Regions from separate parts of the Homo sapiens genome. Here region 2 is linked to region 1. Evidence: chromatin loops called from intact Hi-C (ENCODE). Cell type or tissue: IMR-90. All regions are shown on one strand.

Evidence for each region. A loop is a pair of places that touch in the nucleus more often than their neighbours do. Peaks named below come from ENCODE experiments on the same cell type or tissue, not always from the same donor. Only the 100,000 strongest peaks of a DNase experiment are listed, where the experiment ranks them.
Region 2: a loop joins it to region 1, with 2.8 times the contacts of the local background. A loop is called at or near these places in 8 of 110 quality-filtered maps.

What each region holds. Positions count from the first base shown.
Region 1 is chr7:87,308,830-87,316,829 of GRCh38, forward strand. No RefSeq gene overlaps it. Among named protein-coding and RNA genes, the nearest start is that of TP53TG1, 33 kb to the right of the region's middle. In IMR-90, a CTCF peak has its summit at 3,629 (motif pointing right); a DNase peak (open chromatin) is centred at 3,662; H3K27ac peaks cover 669 bases.
Region 2 is chr7:87,566,073-87,574,072 of GRCh38, forward strand. It overlaps ABCB1 (ATP binding cassette subfamily B member 1), which reads right to left. Exons shown (of 28, transcript NM_001348946.2): 5 at 4,100-4,151; 6 at 713-904; 7 at 1-169. Among named protein-coding and RNA genes, the nearest start is that of ABCB1, 31 kb to the right of the region's middle. In IMR-90, no CTCF peak of the experiment used is centred here; a DNase peak (open chromatin) is centred at 4,329.

The DNA.
Region 1 (8,000 bases):
GTTAGGAATACAACTTTCAAAGGATGTGAAGGACCTCTTCAGGGAGAACTACAAACCATTGCTCAAGGAAATAAGAGAGGACACAAACAAATATAAAAACATTCCATGCTTATGGATAGGAAGAATCAATATCGTGAAAATGGCCATACTGCCCACAGTAATTTATAGATTCAATGCTATCCCCATTAAGCTACCACTGACTTTCTTCACAAAATTGGAAAAAACTACTTTAAACTTCATATGGAACCAAAAAAGAGCCCGCATAGCCAAGACCATCCTAAGCAAAAAGAACAAAGCTGGAGGCATTATGCCACCTGACTTCCAACTATACTACAAGGCTAAAGTAACGAAAACAGCATGGTACTGGTACCAAAACAGACATATAGACCAATGGAACAGAACAGAGGCCTCAGAAATAATGCCACACAGCTACAACCATCCGATCTTTAACAAACCTGACAAAAGCAATGGGGAAAGGATTCCCTATTTAATAAATGGTGTGGAGAAAACTGGCTAGCCATATGCAGAAAACTGAAACTGGACCTTTTCCTTACACCTTATACAAAAATTAACTCAAGATGGATTAAAGAATAAAACATAAGATGTAAAACCATAAAAACCGTAGAAGAAAACGTAGGCAATACCATTCAGGACATAGGCATGGGCAAAGACTTCATGACTAAAACACCAAAAGCAATAGCAACAAAAGCCAAAATTGACAAATGGGACCTAATTATACTAAAGAGTTTCTACACAGCAAAAGAAACTATCATCAGAGTGAACAGGCAACCTACAGAATGGAAGAAAATGTTTGTAATCTATCCATCTAACAAAGGGCTAATATCCAGAATCTGCAAGGAACTTAAACAAATTTACAAGAAAACAAACAACCCCATCAAAACCTGGGCGAAGGATATGAACAGACACTTCTCAAAATAAGACATTTATGCAGCCAACAAACATGAAAAAAACTCATCATCACTGGTCATTAGATAAATGCCAATCATACCACAATGAGATACTATCTCATGCCAGTTAGAATGGCAATCATTAACAAGTCAGGAAACAACAGATGCTGGAGAGGATGTGGAGAAATAGGAATGCTTTTACACTCATGCTGGGATTGTAAATTAGTTCAACTATTGTGGAAGACAGGGATTTAGATCAAGGATCCAGAACCAGAAATAAATTTGACCCAGAATTCCATAACTGGGTATATATCCAAAGGATTATAAATCATTCTACTATAAAGACACATGCACACGTATGTTTACTGCAGCACTGTTCACAATAGCAAAGACTTGGAACCAACTCAAATGCCCGTCAATGATCGACTGGATAAAGAAAATGTGGCACATATACACTATGGAATACTATGCAGCTGTAGAGAAGGATGAGTTCATGTCCTTTGCAGGGACATGGATGAAGCTGGAAACCATCATTCTCAGCAAACTAACACAGGAACAGAAAACCAAATATCTCATGATCTCACTCGTAAGTGGGAGTTGAACAATGAGAACACATGGACACAGGGAGGGGAACATCACACACCAGGGCCTGTCAGGGGGTGGGGGCCAGGGGAGGGATAGCATTAGGATAAATACCTAATGTAGACGATGGGTTGATGGGTTCAGCAAACCACCATGGCACGTGTATACCTATGTAACAAAACGGCACGTTCTACATATGTATCTTGGAACTTAAAGTATAATAATAAAAAAAAAAAGAAAAAAAAAGAAAGCCGCCTTCTACCTTTTACAAAATAAGGATTCCAGGAAAAGGCAGTAATTTATTCCAAGCTAGACTCCCCTTGTAATTATAACTCAGATGTCTACCCTTTTTCCCAGTTTTCTCTAATGTGTATGCATAAGCAGATCTGCATTATAGTGTCACAGTCCTCTTGGCTTGAGCACACTGTGGGATCAGATGGTTTTCCCCACTGCTCTTACTGGGTCACTGCTGGCTGCACTTCTCACCATGCATTAAATAGTCCACTTAACCAGCTAATATCCCTTCTCTGTTGGAGCTAGGGATAAAATGAGGAATTCCAGCCTCTCCTTCCCTAACCTTCTGATTCCTTCCGTCTCATTGAGGCACGTTTTCTTTGAAGGTTAGGGAAATTTTCAAAGGGATTAACACCATGGAAACAGGGACAAAGTCCTTTCTAACTGGGACTTTGCCAGAGTCCTGCAGGTACAGCATCAGAGCCTGGAGGGCCCTTCTCTTATGTATCCCCCAACCCAAAGAGCCTGGTCCATGGTCTTTCCAGATCAATCCCAACCATTTCCCTCAAGCAGCCAGCCCCTACCCACAGGGAACAGTCATAAGTCCTGAATCCATTCTCATTCCAACTGTGTACTTCACCCAAGTCTGCGTCATTCAGTCTGGAGGGGTCCCAGGGATGCGGCTAGGCTTTTAGCAATGCTGTACTCAGCTTGTACTGCAGGAGCAGGCAACTATCACTGCTGCTCTTGGTATTGAGGACTACTATGGTCTTGTGTCCTGACTTGCTTCTCAATATTATCTCCAGTATAACCTGTTGGCTTATCATCATGTTGTTTAAGCATGAGACCTATTAGAATAAGCACATGCATATTTCTCATAGACAGTTATTGCACTTTTTGGAGAAGAGATTAAACAAGAAAATATTTCTTTAATGTTATGAGTTGAATTGTGTCTCCCGCAAAACTCATATATGAAAGTCCTAACCCCCAGTACCTCCAAATGTTACTTTATTTGGAATATATCTGTCATTGCAGATATACTTAGATGAGATGAGGTCATACTAGAGTAGGGTGGGCCCTTAATCCAATATGACTGGTGTCTTTATAAAAGAATGCCATGACTGAGACAGACACACACAGGGAGGATGAAGGCAAAAATCTGTACAAGCCAAGAAACACCAAAGATTTCCAGAAAACCACTAGAAATTGGCAAAGAGACATAGAACAGGCTCTTCTGCACAGCCCTCTGAGGGAAAAACCCTATTGACACCTTAATCTGGGGCTTCTAGCCTCCAGGACTGTCAGACAAGACATTTCTACTGTTTAAGCCACCTAGTTTGTGGTACTTTGTAATGGCAGCCCTAGAAAACTAACACACTTAAGTGTCCATACACTGCTTTTCTCCTCTGAAATTAGGAATTCCATTATTGTGTTTGTGTTCTCCACGCCCCTCCATTCCACCCCCAGCCACCATTGCCTTGGGGCCCACCAGAATAACATGAGATGAAATGCCTTTTAACAACTGGTTTGTTACCTGTATCACCCAAAATGAGCTCTGGACTGATCATTGTTGCAAAGATTCCATTGACTTTTTGGTCATATGAAGTTTTCTTTTGGGTGGGACATGGAGTGAAGAGTGGGGAGGATGTGGCCAATATTTCTAATAATGTTAGATGATCTTGGTACTTTAGGCTGCTTTGTTTTTTTTCTAAAAGGCCAATGGCCAGCCAGGAATGATGTGTAAAGTCAGCAATGGAAATTATTAACTGTCTAGCCAACACTGTCACCTATCTTTGACCTTTTTGATGGAACCGAACTTGGGTCAGTGGAGTTGATTGAGATCTCTTGAAGAGGGCCTCCTAGCAGAGGAGCCCTCTAGCATGCAGTACTCCATGTGTGCCAGAAGGTGTCGCTCCATCACAGCTGGTACTGGAAAGAAAGCCCTGCTCCTCACTAAATCCATTTCTTTTAAATCTAAGACCAAGTAGTTAGTCAGCTGTGGCCAATTGTGTATTTTCCTCATGTCATTACCCAGAGAAGATATGATCAGCTATTCAAATTATGATTAAATTATTGAGGTCATTTTAAAATTAATTTATCTTACAGTCAGGTATTTTAAGATTCTTAGTAAAGTGTGTGTTTATGCTAGGAACTTTTCAAAGTGGGAGTGGGGGGCAATGTATGTCTTGCTTTCTTTCAGGATAAAGTTGTTCTAGAGATCTAGTTTCCAAGAAGAAATCTGTCAAAATGTTTTGAAAAAGTAAAGCCAACACTTGGCATTTAAGGGACTGCTTCAGAGACTGGAGCCATGGAGATTGACTGCCTTCATTCACTAGGTGATCTGATGGGGGAGGACAATAGTGCACAGAGGTAGGCAGGAAACAGGCTCTAAAGGTATATTTGACTGCTCTCTAGGTATATGGCACACCTTTCCTTAGATTATTCTCTTCCACTGGGGGAAAATGATCATAATGAATGGCCTTCATAAATACAGAGTTATACGTGCAGAAAGAAAAACACACCTCCTCAACCCAGCCCTTCTGGGGTGGGCTCTGGACAGACAGAAGTTAATTCTTTAAACTGCTCATCTACTGCTTATAAAGACTAATCTCCAAGAATTTCATTTTGTTCAAAGTAAAGGCAAACTGACAATCAGTGCTTCTGCTTGGAGTTTATGTTGCTAAAAAGCAGCCATCAGATTTATACTACCTATTGTTGGAAAGACACTCTAATGGGTCTGATTTTAAATATATATATATATATAAACAATAGGTTTCTGGTTAAGGCCTGGAAACAGAAAATCAACAAAGAAGAATGGATCTTGATCTGCAAAGTGAAGCACTCTCTCAGTTGAGGGAAGAGAAAGATGCTGGAGAGGTTGAACTTGGAGAAATGGTTCTCATTCCTCATATGAACTTAGACTCTTCCATCTCTGATTGTTTATCCTTAAAGGGTGTATATGTGGGGCTGGGAGAAGACATCCATTAGGAGCTTGCAGGAAGGATGAGGAAGAGACACAACCTCATTTCATACCTGTAGAGATTTCTCAAAGGATACCAGGAGACTTGGAGTGTCAAAGTCCCAGTGGGGCCAATCTGGCAAAGCTCCTCTCCTCGCTCTATGTTAAGATTTGGGAAATTGTTTATGGCAAATTATTGTCTTAAGATGCCTGTTGGAGAAGGGATGGGAAATACATTTATCTCTGTTAAGGGGTTTCCTGAAGGATAGGGTTTGATTTCTACTGTGCGATACTGAAGAAACTCCATTTATTCTCTTTCTGAAGAGAGTGGACACCAAGACCTTTCTGAAGAAGGTAGTAAGTGCCACCTACCCTTTTGCTGAAGGGAGATGGATTGTGTCCAGGGAAAGCCTTAACTATTTTTTAAAAATCTATAATGAGAACATTTATAATTAATATACAACTTAAGTTTATTTCCCCCTATATTGACATTTCCTATAGTCACTCATGGCTCTTTAGTAAAGTTGGTTACAGATTACACAAACAGTCTTTTGTTGGTTATATTATCATTGCCTCTGAAATTCTGACCACCCCAGAAATGAAGCACTATAAAAGGACAAGTGGAGATCAGATAGCAGCTCTAGTACTAAAAAACTGACCCAGGCCAGGTGTGGTGGCTCATGCCTGTAATCCCAGCACTTTGAGAGGCTGAGGCGGGTGGATCACTTGAGGTTGGGAGTTCGAGACCAGCCTGACCAACATGGAAAAACCCCATCTCTACCAAAAATACAAAATTAGACAGGAGTGGTGGCTCACACCTGTAATCCCAGCTACTTGGGAGGCTGAGGCAGGAGAATCACTTGAACCCAGGAGGGGGAGGTTGCAGTGAGCCAAGATCGTGCCATTGCACTCCAGACTAGGCTACAAGGGTGAAACTCCATCTCAAAAAACAAAAACAAAAACTGACCTTGAGGCTGGGCACGGTGGCTCACACCTGTAATCCCAGCACTTTGAGAGGCCAAGGCATATATATATATATAAACTCCTGAGGCCAGGAGTTCGATACCAGCCTGGCCAACATGGTGAAACTCTGCCTCTACTAAAAATGCAAAAATTACCCGGGCATGGTGGCAGGCACCTATAATCCCAGCTACTTGGGAGGCTGAGGCAGGAGAATTGCTTGAACCCAGGAGGTCAAGGTTACAGTGAGCCCAGATCGTGCCACTACACTCAAGCCTGGGCAACAGAGTGAGACTACATCAAAAAATAAAATAAAATAAAATAAAGAAAGAAAGAAAGGAAGGGAGAAAGTAAAGAAAAGAAAAGACAACCTGGATAATGGGATTGTCTGGAAGGGCCCACTCAAACCATAGATTCATGAGAAATAATGACTTGCTCTGGTAAGCCACTAAGTGTAGGGTAGTTTGTTATGCAGCAAAAGGTAACTAAACAGTTTGGGAGGGGGCCACGGTGGGGAGCTGAGGAGACAGCTCTTGGGCTATATAAAGCTTGTTATGAAGAGCAATAGGTCTGGGGTGGGCCTGCTCTATATTCATCTAAAATATCCTCTTTGGCAGGACAATATGAAGAAATTCTGGTATTATTGGCTTGGGTTGACCCTGGGTCCAGTGAATTGTTAGGATCATGACAATTTCCATCCTTCCTTGTCATCATTCCTGGCAAGATGGGTGACAACTGTCCCTTTTATAAAAGGGGTCTCTCACTTATCTCCTCTGTAGTCATTCATTTTTAACTCTACTTATCATATATGGTCGCAAATAAGCTTTGAAGTTCATACAATTGAGAACTTAACGTTGAGTCAAGCTCTGCTGCTTTCAAGAGTCAGATGTACCTTGCCTGGAACCTCAATTCTCACTGGTTTTGTATGTAGATAGTCAGTGAGGCTAATGCTGTGTTTACACTGGTGTAAATGAATGCTGATTCTAATAATTTTATCAGTTTAGAAAACATAACTTGTATTGGCCAGGCGTGGTGGCTCATGCCTGTAATCCCAGCACTTTGGGAGGCTAAGGTGGGTGGATTGCCTGAGCTCAGGAGTTCGAGACCAGCCTGGGCAACACAGTGAAACCCCGTCTCTACTAATATACAAAAATTAGCCGGGCATGATGGTGGATGCCTATAGTCTCAGCTACTCGGGAGGCTGAGGCAGGAGAATTGCTTGAACCCGGGAGGTGGAGGTTGCAGTGAGCCAAGATTGTGCCACTGCATTGCAGTCTGGGTGATAGAGCAAGACTCCATCTCCAAAACAACAACAACAACAACATACCATGTATCTCACTATGCATCTTACTACAACCCGCCAGTAAGTATCATTATCCCTATTTCCCAGAAGAAGATGCTGAATTTAAATAAAGGATTCCAGATTTTCCATTACTCAACATTATTTTTCATTTAGAAGCTCATTTATAAGCACTTCTAAATGTCAGTTCTATAACTTAGATAGGTATCTGGTTTCTGAAAACGAAATTTTGGGTTGAAATGTTTCAGGGAATTTTTTGTTTTATTGGCTGAAAGTGTGGCTTTAAAAAGGCAAATCGGCACCTTTCTCACAATCATAATATTGCAATTATTTTACATATATATGCACACACGTGTACACATGTATGTACATGTATACACACATACACACACAAAATCTGTAGCAGTTCTGAAAATATAGAAAGGTTTTGTTAGTGGACCATATGGGGCAGTGAATCTGCAGAAGTTGGTTAAATTATTTCAGCAGGCTTCCCTCACTAGGCATAATGGACTCAATAAAAGGAAGCGTTGCTGCCACAGATATGAGTCCCCTGCCCAGCTGGAAGTGCCACCTACCCTTTTGCTGCAGGCCATTCACTCCACGGAAAGTCCACCTACTCCCCTTGCCTGCCCAGTAACTTCTTTCAGGATGGGCCTCAGTATCACTTTAGGTTCCACTGACCACCAAAACTCCCAGCTGCTATTATTTGCCAGTCTAGACTACTACATAGAAATCACCTGGGGATTTTGTGAAACTGAAGATTCTGATTCAGTAGTTCTGGGGTGAGGCCCTAGAGTCTAATAAGTTCCCAGGTGACATCAATACTACTTGTTCCTGGACCACAGTGAGTAGCAAGGGTCTGGACCAGCATTTTCTAAAATGGGTTTTTGACACTTTATAAATTTAACCATGACAACAAACATTCATAAATGGAAAGATTTATTCCTAAACACTCCCTCAAAATACAGCTATAAATTCTAGGAAGTCTTATGTCAGTATCAGTAACTATCTTTGAACACTATCCTTTATTCCCTGGACTTTCCTTTCCATGGCGCTC
Region 2 (8,000 bases), 260 kb after region 1:
TGCCCAGACAGCAGCTGACAGTCCAAGAACAGGACTGATGGCCAAAATCACAAGGGTTAGCTTCCAACCACGTGTAAATCCTACTATAAACCCAGTGAAAAATGTTGCCATTGACTGAAAGAACATTCCAATTTTGTCACCAATTCCTTCATTAATCTTGGAGACATCACTGAAAGAACAGATAGTGTTAGAAATAATTGTCAGAATTGTAAACATCAACTTTTCTCGTGAAGCCTGTTTTGAGTGTAGGGTAGTTTATGGCTAGAGTATTTTGTGCCTATGCTTTGTTTTATTTAGCAGGGTAGAAGTTTCTACTAGGATATTTGTCATTAACAACAAAAATCCATAGCCCACATGGCCCCAGGAAATGGACATCGTGTACACAAGAAGTATTCAACCTAGGAATTTCAAATTGCTCAGAAATTTCCTCAGAAAGTATCTTGTTTTGCTCTACTGCACATTCTCAGAGGATTTCTTCATTCTGGCAAAGCCCAGTCCTTCATTTAATGCTAGTCATGCAGGTCCCCCCATACCCTGTCAAGGCACTGGGAACAAAAGGATGCACACGACATTGTTGCTGCTTAGAAGGAATTTTGTCTCATAAGTACCTTTGAATGATACATTAACACCTCCTAACAGATGTGATGACATCTATTTCATTTTACTAAGGATAAGAACGACACCCAAGTTCAACATAAAACTAAATACTTACTCTGTAAGTCGGGTGTTAAGCTCCCCAACATCGTGCACATCAAACCAGCCTATCTCCTGTCGCATTATAGCATGAAAAAACTGTTTTCTAATTTTGTGTATTTGTCTTCCAGCTGCCAGGCACCAAAATGAAACCTGAATGTAAGCAGCAACCAGCACCCCAGCACCAATTCCACTGTAATAATAGGCATACCTGAAAAACAACAAGAACACTGCACATGCTCTCTGTTTCCTAATCAATGTACCTTTTCCAAAGAGACCACTCATTCCTATTTTTTCACTTATCTGGGTATCTCGCCATCCTTAACAAATAAGAAGGGGTTGTAACAAGCAGAGTTGATAGTCACCATCCAACTATGTTTGCACCAATATGGTGGAATGGTTAAGAATGATTTCTGCTTTGGCTCAAATCCCAGCTCTTCACTTCACTGTTATGTAATCTTAGGCAAGCTGCTTAACTTTTCTAAGCCTCAGTTTTCTAATTAGTAAAACAGAGATAAAAATACTCATGCATGAAATATACTTGGACCAGTGCCCAGCACATAGTAAGCACTCAGAGAATGCCAGTTACTGTGAAAGATGGTGTGGTATATTGGGGAATCACAGCATCAGGTAAGACCCACCACTGTAATATTTTTATTACATCAGCATCAGTTGATAAGTGCATTGGGTTGGTCTCTGTACATTGGGGATGAAAAGAAGTGACAGAACTTGTCAGAAAGTGGGATCAAGAAATGGAAATAATCCCTTGGCCTTTTGGGCTAGGGATTATCCCTTGGGCTATTAATCTAGTAGAGTTTAGATGCCAAGAGACAAATGAAATTTTTAAAAAGTAGTTTTATTTCATTTGCCCAACTGGCCATCGTGAGTTATCCTAAAATGCTTAACGAATCAAATAGTGGCCCTTCCAATTTAAATTCTAGCATTAAAAAACACGAGTATTGTCTTAAAAAACAGACCCTTAATCAATCTAGAAATCCTGAATTAATGTTTCCTTGCTCTGAGTTTTCATATTTAAAAAAGCAAACAGGCCAGGCGTGGTGGCTCACGCCTATAATCCCAGCACTTTGGGAGGCCGAGGCAGACAGATCACAAGGTCAGGAGTTGGAGACCACCCTGGCCAATATGATGAAACCCTGTCTCTACAAAAAATACAAAAAAATTAGCCAAGCGTGGTGGCGTGCGACTGTAGTCCCAGCTACTTGGTTACTTGGGAGGCTGAGGCAGAAGAATCGCTTGAGCCCAGGAAGCAGAGGTTGCCGGGAGCCGAGATCGTGCCACTGCACTCCAGCCTGGGTGACAGAGCTGGACTCCATCTCAAAAAAAAAAAAAGAAAAGCAAACAATTCACACCTGTAATCCCAGCACTTCGGGAGGCCAAGGTGGGCGGATCATGAAGTCAGGAGTTCGAGACCAGCCTGACCAAAGTGGTGAAATCCCGTCTCTACTAAAAATACGACAATAATAATAATAATAATAATAATAAAAATTAGCCGGGTGTGGTGGTGCACACCTGTAATCCCAGCTACTCAGGAGGCTGAGGCAGGAGAATCGCTTGAAGGCAGAAGTTGCAGTGCACAGAGATCGTGCCACTACACTCCAACCTGGGTGACAGAGTAAAACTCCATCTCAAAAAAAAAAAATGCAAACAATTCTTGGGCTTCACTAAACAATTAATTTTTAGGTTAAAGGCAAACATTCTAAAATAAAATACAGTATTCCAATATTCCCACTTTTTAAACTTCACTACTTACCATCTTCAAATTAAACTGTGTGTTTGAATCATGCAGAAGCTATAAAGATGGCTAGGTAACAAGCAGACAGTCTCTGACATTGCTGTTCACAATTCAGCACTCAGCCCATCAGGAATCTTGGGAAACAAGTTTTCCCCAAACTCTACCTTGTAACTTACAATGCATTTATCAAGGAAGATGTAATTAGAACACTAAGTTTTAGTTAACAGATAACTCAATAACTAATTACTATCTAAGTGTTCATGATACAACAAGAGATAGTATTCTATCTAAGTGTTCATTATATAGCAAGAGATAGCTAATAGAAACCCCACATCACAAGGAAAACTCATGCTTTGAGAATAAGTTAATGTATTTTAAACTGTCAGTGTATGTTTACTCAAAAGCATGTACATGATGATTAAAAGACATTCTGTTTCATTTTCCCCAATGTAAAAAACAATGCCTCTCCACAGGAATATTTGGAGGTATTTGGTCCTCAGCTTTCAAAATATGATAAAGTGTCTCCATTTTCGGCAGGGCATGGCGGCTCACACCCGTAATCCCAGCACTTTGGAAGGCCAAGGTGGGTGGATCACCTGAGGTCAGAAGTTCAAGGCCAGCCTGGGTAACATGGTGAAACCCCATCTCTACTAAAAATACAAAAATTAGCTGGGTGTAGTGACACACGCCTGTAATCCCAGCCACTTGGGAAGCTGAGACACAAGAATCGCTTGAAGCCAGGAATCGAAGGTCGCAGTGAGCCGAGATCGCACCACTGCACTCCAGCCTGGGGGACAGAGTGACACTCTGTCTCAAAAAAAAAAAAAAAAAAAAATCTATTTTTTTCAAATGTACCCAGATCATTTACACAGTAATGTAAAATCATTTTCTTCTGATTCACCTACACGTACCTTTGGACATCTGTTATAAGCTGTTCTGGAGAATAAACTTCAAGATATGTAAATCATTAACCAAAAGCTTCCCCAGTGTGAGTTAAGAATAGAGAGACTGTATTTTTTCTGGGATGTTTTATTTTATTGTTCAGAATCAGATGTTGAGTTTAAAAAAAATTTCTTTTGGCTGCTTTCATTGTCATGTCGTATGAAAACATCCAGGAAACAAATTAATAATTATAAGCCATTGAAAATAATTATTCTGTCTCTCTCTTTTTTTGTGGGGGGGTGTGGGGGACAGGGTCCTGCTCTTTCCCCCAGGCTGGAGTGCAGTGATGTGATCATAGCTCACTGCAGCTTTGAACTCCTGGGCTCAAGCAATCCTCTCACATCAGCCTCCCAAGTAGCTAGGACTGTAGCTATGTGCCACCACACCTGGCACATATATATTATAGAAAATAATGATTCTTAATTCAACTGCATTTTAAAAGACTACCTTAAACTCCTCTAATTTCCTTATATATTAATATGATATTCTACATTGATCAATGCATATATGTCCATTTTAAGCTTAACTCTAACTTTTGTATACTTTATGCAGCCAATTCTTTTCTTAAAAAGTCTACATATACTCTTCTAAAAACTATCAAGAGTATTGTTCTCCTTAAAATTTCTGTGATGATAATGCAAAGTTTTAAACATTTCTACAACTTGATGAATATAGAAAAACTTAACAATAGTAAGGAGAATGTCTAATTACCTGGTCATGTCTTCCTCCAGATTCATGAAGAACCCTGTATCATTGATATCACCTAGACCACCACAAAACAAACATACCATTTATGTCTCTTTAGTCTCCATTAAAAATAAACATGTAAAAATGAATCAAACTCATTTCATTTAATGATTTACATAAAAATAGGTCGAACTGACTCAGTTTTAATTGTGTGTAAGCATTATGGCATTCATTCAAATACTTCTCTGCTGACTGTGTGCAACCACATATACACCAACTCAGTGATGTTTATTTGCAAGAAGAAACCCACATTTGGTAAGAGGTAGTCTGTCAGCAGAAATATCAGTGTCCTTGAATTAAAATATTTTTTGGAATATCACTCCAAGATCCCACTAAAGAAAAATCTTTTGTCCTGATAAATGCCATTGAGTACTTGGTACTAAGGTATATATTTAAAATCTTAGCATTTTTCCAGTTTTATTCTTATTTAAAAATATCAAATACAAAGAACAGTGTAATAAACACCAGTGAGCTCATCACCCAATATTAGCAAATGCTAACATTTTTGGATAAAAAGTACATTATAAAAGTATTTCATAACTTTACCCCTAACACACAGACACACACACACACACTCAGACACATATACACACACGAGCACAATTCAACATTTTTGTGTGTACATTTTCAGATTTTATGTACGCATGTATATACACACAAGCACACACACTTATTTTTTAACAATGGAGTCATAGTTTACATTTAGTGGCCAAATTTTTTCCTGTCAGTATATATATGTGTGTATCTATTTTTTCAATGTTGCAACTATTTCACTTGTTTCCAATATTTTACTGTTACAAGCAATGCTGTGTTAAACATACTTATACACATATGTTATAAATGTACAAAGAGTAAATATTTTCTAGGATAAATTATCACAATCGAGACTGCAAAAAGTTATGTTAAAATGAAAGGGCCTGTTTCAGTTGAGTCTGATTTCAACTGGTATGGAAAAGAGGGGAAAAACTATTTCTAGCAAAGTGAACAATATGGACAAAAGTCAACGGCAAGTTTGAAGAATGGGTAAGCCTGTTTTTGACAGGGGTAGGAAGTGTGTTGTGTGGATGGAGGGAGGTGGTTATGTAGCTGGAAAGATAATCTGGGTCCTGCAGGTATGGTGCAAGAAAACAGACCAGCAGTTGTTCGACAGTTTTGAGCAAAATAGGATATAATTAGAAGTATGTTCTACGAGAGTTTAGCCACCAGCAATGTATACGATTAACTGGAATGTGGAGAGACTAAGGGACTTCAGCTACTATAACTATGTAGGGAAAGAGAGTCTAAATGAGAATAGAAAAGAAAGCAAATACTTATGAGACTTATAGAGGAAGAAGTTACAGGACTTAGCAACTGATAGAATATAAGTAGAGAGAGTAAAAATTTTAAAAATGATCAAAACATCAAGCCTAAGCATTTGGAGAATGCTAGTGTCATGGTGGGAAATAAGAAGTCAGCAAAAAGAGCTACCCTGGTCAGAGGAGAGATTATTAGTTTGGTCTTGAACATTTTTGTTTTGCAGTGCCTGGCACATTCAATTGAAGATGTCCAATAAGTATTCAGACCGTAACTTTCCAGTTTTAGAGACAGTTCAGATCTAAAGATTTAGGATTCATGTGCTAGAGGCCATAGCTAAATCCATCTCTCCTTACCCATAAGGACAGGCCAGCAGATAGGGAGAAAACAGCAGGCCAAGCACAGAATCCTGGAGAAAACTCCATTAAAGGGTAAGACAGAAGGTAAGGAAGAAACAAAGAGATGCAGAAGCTTAGAAAAACATGCAAGAGGGATTCTTGACTGCTTTGCCTTATGTCAATACAACAATAAACTTTTTCAGATTGAATTTTTATTTAAATCAGTTGTGAGATTTCTTCTGCTCCACGTTTTCAAAAATGAAACAGGACATTGAATAGTCAGGTGAGGATTTTTCTCCAAATCAATCTTGGGAAAGCTTACATTATGTATCTTCTGTATTTACCAGGAAATGTCTCTATATAGTATTAATTGTTGCCAGTATGTCACTACCAAATGAAGACCAGTTTTCAAGTCTAACTAAATATCTGTTTTCTACTCATTGTTTCTACCAGTTTTCTCAATTCTTAAGATAAGAAACCAAGATAATTTAAATAAATGTTCTTCAGCAATGATGTCTTCTAAGTCTACAGTCATTTCTAAATAGCTCAAAAAGTAAAAAATTTTGTTCAAGGTCAAAATTGCCTCCTTTATGTTTGTATGTCCAATTACACCATACCTATAGCTTCAGCCATCAAAATACATAGAAAACAAGTCTAGCACCAAGTTCCTTTTATTTGTGCTTCACCTTTCAAAGTGTACCAGTCAAAATAAAAATTGGGCATTCAACAAAGAAGTATAAATAATTCTATTATAAAGACACATGCATGCATATGTTCATTGTAGCACTATTCACAAAAGCAATAAACCTAAATGCCAATCAATGACAGACTGGATAAAGAAAATGTGGTACATAGATGCCATGGAATACTATGCAGCCATAAAAAAGAATGAGATCATGTCCTTTGCAGGGACAGGGAGGGGGCTGGAGGCCATTATCCTTAGCAAACTAACACAGGAAGAGAAAACCAAATACCACGTTTTCACTTATAAGTAGGATCTAAATGATGAGAACACATGGACACACAGAGGGAAACAACACACACTGGAGACTTTTGGAGTGTGGAGGGTGGGGGGAGGGAGAGAATCAGGAAAAATAACTAGTGGGTACTAGGCTTAATACCTGGGTGATGAAATAATCTCTACACAAAAACCCCATGACACACATTTACCTATGTAACTATATTAGTCTATTCGTATGCTGCTGATAAAAACATACCTGAGACTGGGTAATTTATAAAGAAAAAGAGGTTTAATGCACTCATAGTTCCACATGGCTGGGGAGGCCTCACAATCATGGCAGAAGGCAAAGGAGGGGCAAAGGCATGTCTTACATGACGACAGTCAAGAGGGCACATGCAGGGGAACTCCCATTAATAAAACCATCATCCTTTATGCAGTGGACTGTCATTGAAGGTTATCACCAGTTTGTAGGACCTCATTATCCTGGTTCTCCTACTTCCACCACTCTGATGCTTCTCCCTTAGTCTCAGTTACTGACCCCTTATGCTCTCCCTCTTTCCTACACACTGATGTTTCCCAGAACTCTATGCAGGCTCCAGGCTGACCTCAGCCACTTCCACAGCTTCAGTGACTCCAAAATATATCTAGAGCTATTCAAATCCTCTCCCTCTTCACAGTTAATGCTCTGGTTCAAGTCCCCATCATTTCTTACCTCTCCTGTAACAAGACTACTGTAACTAATCTTTCTACCCCAGTTAGGTCTTCATATTGTCCCCAGATTTTATATTTGAAAGCAAAAGTATAATCATAGTGCTTCCATTGATAACCTTCAATGACAGTCCACTGCATAAAGGATAAAGATCAAGATCCATGATACATCATATTAGTTCTTTTGCAATCTTGCCACAATATACACATGAAAGAAAATATGTTTAAAGTACCAACAATGATTTACCAGATATTTCCTTTACCCCCACACCTATCTCCTCATTTCAGTAGCTAGAGCACTGTGCAGTCACTGTCTTCAGAGAGAGCTGCTGCTGCATTAAAAAAATTTATATATGTAATAAAAGCCAAGAAGAAACCTACACGATATATATATATAAAATGTTCCCAAAGCCTATGCCTTTGAGGGTTGGAGAGGAAACTGAGCATGACAGAATATTTTGTTTAAATTTCATGAGATTAAGCTCCACCCTTTAGACTGAAAAAATATTTTCCACATGCTGAGAAGAAAATAAGTAGTTGAGAATTGCTGACTACATAGGCACTG